2 separate regions of the Homo sapiens genome follow, and region 2 is linked to region 1. A link is a contact called in ENCODE Hi-C or POLR2A ChIA-PET data. All regions are on one chromosome and are shown on one strand. Each heading gives the region's core, a stretch centred on a gene start or an enhancer-like site at or near the end of the contact. The rest is flanking DNA. Distances are from core to core; before and after follow the strand shown. Region 1 holds the start of THAP11 (THAP domain containing 11). Region 2 holds the start of PDF (peptide deformylase, mitochondrial).

Region 1 (4,360 bases), core at 1,737-4,236:
AGATCGTGCCACTTCACTCCAGCCTGACCAAGAACAAAACTCCACCTCAAAAAAAAAAAAAAAAAAACCAAAAAAAATTAGCTGGGTGTGGTCGTGCACACCTGTAATCCCAGTTACCTGGGAGGCTAAGGCAGAAGAATTGCTTGAACCCAAGAGGCGGATGTTGCAGTGAGCCAAGATTGCACCACTACACGCCAGCCTGGGCAACAGAGTGAGACATCGTCTAAGAAAAATAAAAATAAATAAATAAATAAATAGGCTGGGCACGGTAGCTCACACCTATAATCCCAGCACTTTGGGAGGCCGAGGTGGGTGGATCACCTGAGGTCAGGAGTGGGAGACCAGCCAGCCCAACATGGCGAAACCCTGTCTCTACTAAAAGTACACAAAATTAGCTGGTTGTGGTGCCTGGCGCCTGTAATCCCAGCTACTTGGGAGGCTGAGGCAGGAGAATCTCTTGAACCTGGGAGGTGGAGGTTGCAGTAAGCCGAGATCGCACCACTGCACTTCAGCCTCAACAATGAGAACGAAACTCCATCTCAAATAAATAAATACATAAGTAAAAATGCAATATGTGTGTTCACGTTTATACCGTTGTATAAATGATTCACCCAAATGAATGCATATCTTTTACCAGGGGCTACACCGGCCCCATTTTGTTTTTATGTCCAATAATATAATTAGAAGTAATGTACATTAGAGGCCGGGCGCGGTGGCTCACGCCTGTAATCCCAGCACTTTGGGAGGCCGAGGCGGGCGGATCACGAAGTCAGGAGATCGAGACCATCCTGGCTAACACGGTGAAACCCCGTCTTTACTAAAAATACAAAAAAAATTAGCCGGGCACGGTGGCGGGCGCTTGTAGTCCCAGCTACTTGGGAGGCTGAGGCAGGAGAATGGCATGAACCCGGGAGGCAGAGCTTGCAGTGAGCTGAGATCGCGCCACTGCCCTCCAGCCTGGGCAACAGAGCGAGACTCCGTCTCAAAATAAAAAAAGAAAAAAAAGAAATAATATATATTAGGTTTCTATTTCATGCCTGTGATCTGCTATCAGGAGAGAAAAAAGGACAAGAAAAATTGGGAGGTGACCACGATCATGTCTTTTGTGGGAATATGCATGGAGCTGGGGGCCATTATCCTTAGCAAACTAATGCAGGAACAGAAAACCAAATACCACATATTCTCACAAGTGTGAGTTAAATGATGAGAACTCATGAACACAAAGAAGACAACAACAGACACTGGGGTCTAATTGCGGGGGGCGGGAGGAGGGAGAGGAACAGAAAAGATAACTATTGGGTACTGGGCTTAATACCTGGGTGATGAAATAATCTGTACAACAAATCGCGGTGACACGAGTTCACCTATGTAGTAAACCTTCACACGTACCCCCGAACCTAAAGTAAAAGTTTAAAAAAAATTGGGAGAAGGAAGAACTCGGCAAAGGAGGGCTAGTTTGCAGGTAATTCACCTGGAGAACTGCCTGGCCCCTCCCTGGCTTTCCACAACATTTTGTGTTCTTTAAAACATTTTCCCCCAGCCAGGCGCCGTGATCCTAGCTCACGCCTGTAATCCTAGCACTTTGGGAGGCCGAGGCGAGCAGATTGCCTGAGCTCACGAGTTCGAGACCAGCCTGAGAAACATGGCGAAACCCCGTCTCTACTAAATACAAAATACATATATATATATATATATATATATATATATATATATTAGCCGGGCATGGTGGCATGCGCCTGTAGTCCCAGCTACTCCGGAGGCTGAGGCAGGAGAATTGCTTGAACCCAGGAGGCGGAGGTTGCGGTGAGCCGAGATCTCACCATTGCACTCCAGTCTGGCGACACAGTGAGACTCCTTTACAAAAAAAAAAAAAAAAAAAAAAAAAAAAGATTCCCTCAAATAAGTTGAGGTGGGGGGAGGTGTATTGTTACAATGCAAATCCTTTCCCATAAAATCCTTTAATAGCTCTCAGTGGCCTGCAGAATAAAACCCCAAATCCTTAACATGTCCCAGTTTGGTATTTTCCTACGCTTGGCCCTACCCGGGCCACCCCTTTCCAGGCTCTTTAATGGCGGAGCCTAGCTCTTTTCTGCCATGTGGCCTTACAGACTGGTTCCTGGGACAAGAATTGGCTACTTCTCCCTACCCAAGCTTTCGTTCGTTTTTTTATTCCTGGCCCCCACCACCTCCCCCCCATTTCTCTGCTCTCCTGTTAATTCCTTTGGAGCGATTACTATTTGTGAGTAGACATCCATTCGCGTGCATTCAGATCTATTATCCAAAAGACAGACGCTTATCCGTCTAGGTAGTCAGGCTCCAAGAGAGGAGCCCAGTCGGTCTGACTCCCGCAAACTCCCGGCACCGTGTCAGCCACATAGTAGGCGTCTACTGGAGACTTTGTTTAGATCAGTTAGTCAACGCAGGCAGCAGCTGAATCAGGAGAGAGTCCCCAACGCAAAGAAAGGGGCTCCTGAGACCCTTCGGGGCGCCGAGGCCCAGGTTTCGTCTCCCTCTGCTGCAGCAATGCCGTCGACTCAAAGGGGCTCGGGGCTGGGGAACTGGTTCTGGCAAACAGCACAACCTCGCCCGAATCCTGGTCCGCAGTAACTCGATCTTTCCCTTAGGCGGCGCTTCGGAGGGAAGGCGCCTAGTTCAGCGCGAGGCATCACGGGATTTGTAGTCTCCGTGGGCATATACCCACCGCGCTTGCGCACCGGTGAGGCGCGCACCGCCCCGCTCCACGCCCCTATCAGGATTCGGGTCCTCGTGAGGAGCAGTCCAGGCGACAGCGTTCCAACCTAATACGCCTCTCTCGCCCGCCGGGGACAAGACGGGCTGGGGAAAGAATCTGCTCTTCGGAGGCTATCGCAGTGCCTTGGAAGGCGGCAGGAATCCGCACACACCCGCCCCGGAAGTGAGCCGCTTCTGGCGCGGGGCATTGTGGGGGGCGTAGTCTCTTTCTCAGGCGGTCCTTCGCGGCGTCCCCGGGGCCCACTCCCGAGCGCAGGCGGGCAGCCAGGCGGGCGGCGCGGCGCGGGCCGGCAGGAAGCGTATTCTGGGCACGGGGCGCCGGGCGGGCCGGCTGCGCCGAGCGGCAGTGGTGGGATACCACCCAAGGCCTCGCGCGGCGCCGCCCGTCGAGGGGCGGGCGGCGGCGTAGCCACTGGGCCGTCGAAGAGCGCAGGAGGCCGGTGGGCCGGGCCGGGCCGCGCGGCGCAGCCATGCCTGGCTTTACGTGCTGCGTGCCAGGCTGCTACAACAACTCGCACCGGGACAAGGCGCTGCACTTCTACACGTTTCCAAAGGACGCTGAGTTGCGGCGCCTCTGGCTCAAGAACGTGTCGCGTGCCGGCGTCAGTGGGTGCTTCTCCACCTTCCAGCCCACCACAGGCCACCGTCTCTGCAGCGTTCACTTCCAGGGCGGCCGCAAGACCTACACGGTACGCGTCCCCACCATCTTCCCGCTGCGCGGCGTCAATGAGCGCAAAGTAGCGCGCAGACCCGCTGGGGCCGCGGCCGCCCGCCGCAGGCAGCAGCAGCAACAGCAGCAGCAGCAGCAACAGCAGCAACAGCAGCAGCAGCAGCAACAGCAGCAGCAGCAGCAGCAGCAGCAGCAGTCCTCACCCTCTGCCTCCACTGCCCAGACTGCCCAGCTGCAGCCGAACCTGGTATCTGCTTCCGCGGCCGTGCTTCTCACCCTTCAGGCCACTGTAGACAGCAGTCAGGCTCCGGGATCCGTACAGCCGGCGCCCATCACTCCCACTGGAGAAGACGTGAAGCCCATCGATCTCACAGTGCAAGTGGAGTTTGCAGCCGCAGAGGGCGCAGCCGCTGCGGCCGCCGCGTCGGAGTTACAGGCTGCTACCGCAGGGCTGGAGGCTGCCGAGTGCCCTATGGGCCCCCAGTTGGTGGTGGTAGGGGAAGAGGGCTTCCCTGATACTGGCTCCGACCATTCGTACTCCTTGTCGTCAGGCACCACGGAGGAGGAGCTCCTGCGCAAGCTGAATGAGCAGCGGGACATCCTGGCTCTGATGGAAGTGAAGATGAAAGAGATGAAAGGCAGCATTCGCCACCTGCGTCTCACTGAGGCCAAGCTGCGCGAAGAACTGCGTGAGAAGGATCGGCTGCTTGCCATGGCTGTCATCCGCAAGAAGCACGGAATGTGAACTGGTGCCCCGGCAGCCTGCTGGACTCCCAGACCCCATCCAGCCAGGGGACCGCAGGCCATTGTTGAACTCCTCTATACTCCTGGGCACTGGTTGACAGTACTGAGGCTTAAGGCAGCTGGACTCTCTTGCTGGTGACCTGGCATCCTCAATTGTTTCCTCCTGAAGTGGAAGCTGGGGCCTTAGACTCTGCC
Region 2 (4,155 bases), core at 78-2,577, 1.5 Mb after region 1:
TGGCTGTTCCCATTGACAAGAGGCAACAGCAGATGGCAAATGTAGACAGCAGCTCCTCTTCTAACTGGAAAACGTCCCTCATCTCGGTCCATTACCAAGCGTTCAACCTGGTTCCCAACTCTGGTAATTAGGTTATCGAGCTCACTGTAGAGCTGAGATGAGAAATCATCTTTCTACGGTGCGACCCTTCCGAACACTCCTCCCACTTCTGAGGTACCTGTGGGCTCCCAACTCCTAACAGAGGTTCTGCAGCTTGAGACCCCACTTGTTTTTCTGACCATCTTGAACCGACGGGCTTGCTGTGCAGGAACAATCACCCCGACCCCAGCAGAGCCCGCATTCCGCGAGGCATCCTGTGGTACCACGGGGGAATGGCCTAGCCCCCTGGGCTGGGTCAGGCTGGCGGGGGCTAACCCCCACTTCTCCAACTCCACCGTGGCGGATCTAACTGGGGCCGAAGAGCGTGTTTGCCTCAGAGAGCAAGGGAGCAGAAAGCAGACGCCAGGCTGTCAGGTAACAGCGGAACTAGGGGACCTCTCCTCGCCCCTGCGTCCTATCTGAGCGGGCTCTACCCCACAGGAGCTTCTATCCGTCCTGAGGCCTCTCCGCTCCCGCATCCCACTTCGCTCCTGCGGGAGGTCCGGCGTATGAACCGCGACCACTTCTGCGCTCTCGCGGAGTCGGGCAGAAGAGACGCGCGCGCTGCTCCAGCAGCCCCGGTCCCCGCCGCCCGCACCTGAGATCTGCACCGCCTGGAAGCGGGGCACGCAGGCCAGGAAGCCGGCGACGCTCTCGCAGCCCTCGGGAAAGGTGACCAGGCGGCTGTCAAGCACTCGCAGGCTGGGGTTCACGAACACGCGCAGGGGGAAGGGCTCCATTTGGCGGAGCGCGCGCTGGCGGGGCGGGCACTCCCGACACAGCGCCTCGGGGAGCTCCAGCGCCAGCACCTGCCGCGGCACCCCCAGCTGCGGCGCGCTTAGGCCCACGCAGCGCCGCCGCCGCATCACCTGGACCAGCCGTTGCGTCAGCCGCTGCAGCTCGGGCCCGCCTAGCTGCGCCCGCTCCACCGGGGCCGCCACGCCGCGCAGCACCGGGTCCCCGACTTGGCACACGTGCGAGAACGGCGGTTCGGGAGGACCCAGCACCAGACGCCTCAGGTGGCGCCAATAGGAGCGCCGCAGCGCCGGGCCCTCGACGCCGTCCGGGGCGGCCGTGGAGCTGCAAGCCCGGACACCGACGGCTGCCGCCCCGCCCCACGGCACGGCCGCCCACAGTGGCCAAAGACTCAGCGCGCCCCACAGCCGGGCCATGGCGGCCCCCTTAACAGTGACCCGGCCCGCCCCTTCCGGCCGCAGCGCGGGGCACGCCGGGAAGCGCCGTCGGCCAGCACACAGCGAAGCCGCGACTGGATCCCCGCCTTCCTGCTTAGACTGGCAGTGAGCACCGCCCCCTTCCGCTCTCCTCCCGGGAGCGCCTTCCCGCCTCCCGAACCCGCCCCGGACCTTCCAGGGCGAGGCAGTCCTGGCCACCCCGCGCCGGGAACCTCACGCACCGCGTTCTGGAGGCAGGGGACGCCGGCTAGGGCCCCACGCTGGGCGGTTCGGCCTGCGTCTCCGCTCGCCCTCCCTCCGGGCAGGCTGGGCCCGCGGGCTCCAGGCGTGGCTCCTCGGCGGGAGGCTCTGGTGCTGGAGCTGTGAGCTCGGGCCCCAGCGCCTGGTCATCCAGGGTGAAAAGCGTCTCTCTCTTTGGCAGGATAAAGGCGAGGGGCTCCTGAATGGCGCCGATGTTCACATGCCCTAGGTTACCGTACTTGGAGAGCTGAGTGGGAGGAATGCCTAACCCAGACGTGGGGAAAGCAAAATGGAAAACAGTTACTAATAAAACTCAATATAGAAATTTAAGGGAGGCCGGGCGCGGTGGCTCACGCCTGTAATCCCAGCACTTTGGGAGGCCGGGGAGGGGGGGGCGGATCACCTGAGGTCAGGAATTCGAGACCAGCCTGACCCACACGGAGAAATCCCATCTCTCTTAAAAATACAACATTAGCCGGGCTTGGTGGCGCAGGCCTGTAATCCCAGCTACTTGGGAAGGCTAAGGCAGGAGAATCGCTTGAACCTAGGAGGTGGAGATTGCAGTTAGCCGAGATCGCGCCATTGCACTCCAGCCTGGGCCACAAGAGCAAAACTCCGTCTCAAAAAAAAAAAAAAAAAAAAAAAAGGAAATTTAAGGGAAAAAAAACGAGCCATTACTATTTTTTTTTTTGAGACAGTCTCGCTCTGTCGCCCAGGCTGGAGTGCAGTGGCGTGATTGCTGCTCACTGCAACCTCTGCCTCCCAGGTTCAAACAGTTCTCATGCCTCAGCCTCCGTGGTAGCTGGGATTACAGGCGCCCGCCACCATGCCAGGCTAATTTTTGTATTTTTAGTAGAGACGGAGTTACTATGTTGGCCAGGCTGGTCTCAAACTCCCAACCTCAGGTGATCCATCCGCCTCGGCCTCCCAAAGTGCTGGGATTACAGGCATGAGCCACTGCGCCCAGCCATCAATTACTATGTTTTAATACAGCAAAAACCACCTTTGTTACAGGGAATGGGAAGCTATACTGTGAAGCAGAACGTAACGGAACAGCAGTGTAGGGTGCCTGCAGCAGGAACCCAGACCTCAGGCAGCACCAGGGAAAAAGCAGAGGGCAGCCAGGCTTTGCACGTGTGATGCACTGACCCATTGCCCTTTGGGAAGCTGTGCCTCAACCAAGCCCCTCTCCTACCACAAAGGGACAAGGACGTGAAAGTGAATTGGAAAAAAGACTTTAGGACGGGCGTGGTGGCTCACGCCTGTAATCCGAGCACTTTGGGAGGCCGAGGTGGGCGGATCACAGGTCAAGAGATAGAGACCATCCTGGCCAACATGGTGAAACCCCGTCTCTACTAAAACACAAAAATTAGCTGGGCGTGGTGGTGCGAGTCTGTAGTCCCAGCTACTCGGGAGGCTGAGGCAGGAGAATTGCTTGAACCCGGGAGGTGGAGGTTGCAGTGAGCCAAGACTGTGCCACTGCACTCCAGCCTGGCAACACAGCGAGACTCCGCCTCAAAAAAAAAAAAGACTGTAAAAACCATTTCTCTAGATATTTCACATAAATGGAATCATACGTATGTAGTTCTTTTGTGACTGGCTTCTTCCGCTTAGCCAGATACAGCCACATAATGTATGATTCCATTTTTATGAAATGTCCAGAAGAGGCAAATCTATGGCAACAGAAAGTAGGTTGCCAGGGACTAAGGATGCTGTCGAGGAATGACTACAAACGTGCATGAAGGATCTTTTTGGAGTGATGGAAATATTCTAAAATTGGATTCATATTTACTAAAAAACACTGACTTACACAAATGGATGAATTATTTAGTATGTGAATTACACATCAGTAAGGCAGTTTACAGAATTTTCATTCTCTTACCTAAAGTCTGTGCTATCTGAGCTGGTGGAAAAAGGACTTGGAGACAGCGATTTAAATACGGAACAAGGTCTTCCAGGAAGACAGTGCAGAACTGGACAAAGAGCTCTTGCTCCCCGCTGCTGAAGGCAGCCTCTTCAGCGCGATGGAAGGCCAGGATTATTTTAGTTACCTAAGAGACAAGGGCACCGTCAATTACTGGGACAGCCTATCACCACTGGGACAGCAGTGCATGAAACTAGGCAAAAAAATGTATGCCCCTCCAGTTTTCCTGAACAAAGTAATTTAACAGTACATTATTTTACTGTCTCATTTAAACTCAGAATTATGGTCATTGTCCACAATTGTGTCACTTTATTAATGTGAAGTTCAGACCCAACTTGTTACATTACGGGTATAGTTTCCGGTTCCAGTGGAGGAGTGTCATAAAACTATAGAGAGAATACATGGTTTTGGTTTTTTTTTTTTTTTTTTTAGAGACAGGATTTTGCTCTGTCACCTAAGCTGGAGTGTAGCGGCACAATCAGCTCACTGTAGCTTCAAACTCCTGGGCTCAAGGGATACTCCCACCTTAGCCTCCCAAGTAGCTGGGACTACAGGCGTGCACCATCACGTCTGGCTAAGTTTTAAAATTTTTTGTAGAGACAGGGTCTTGCTTTGTTGCCCAGGCTGGTCTGGAGCCCCTGGCTTCAAGAGATCCTCCTA

The links. Hi-C counts contacts between places; a loop is a spot of excess contacts on that map. ChIA-PET counts read pairs that join two places held with the same protein, here RNA polymerase II (POLR2A). Pooled maps may share reads with other maps.
Region 2: a map of ascending aorta shows a loop between it and region 1 (4-fold over the local background). The contact joins the promoter of PDF here to the promoter of THAP11 in region 1. A Hi-C loop is called at or near these places in 1 of 168 maps with a recorded cell type or tissue (ascending aorta) and 10 of 50 pooled maps. POLR2A ChIA-PET finds 5 or more read pairs at or near these places in 2 of 52 experiments (B cell and activated CD4-positive, alpha-beta T cell).

Annotation. Positions count from the first base shown.
Region 1 is chr16:67,839,334-67,843,693 of GRCh38, forward strand. It overlaps THAP11 (THAP domain containing 11), which reads left to right and starts at 2,987. Exons shown (of 1, transcript NM_020457.3): 1 at 2,987-4,360. The coding sequence starts at 3,222. The coding sequence ends at 4,166. All of the region lies in intron 1 of CENPT (centromere protein T), which reads right to left. RefSeq lists enhancers at 2,701-2,750, 3,203-3,949, 3,661-3,820, 4,261-4,310 and a silencer at 3,001-3,180.
Region 2 is chr16:69,329,261-69,333,415 of GRCh38, forward strand. It overlaps PDF (peptide deformylase, mitochondrial), which reads right to left and starts at 1,328. Exons shown (of 2, transcript NM_022341.2): 1 at 737-1,328. The coding sequence starts at 1,310. COG8 (component of oligomeric golgi complex 8) reads right to left here. Exons shown (of 6, transcript NM_032382.5): 4 at 3,454-3,622; 5 at 1,553-1,835. The coding sequence ends at 1,579. RefSeq lists enhancers at 694-1,341, 1,990-2,637 and silencers at 966-1,345, 1,376-1,765.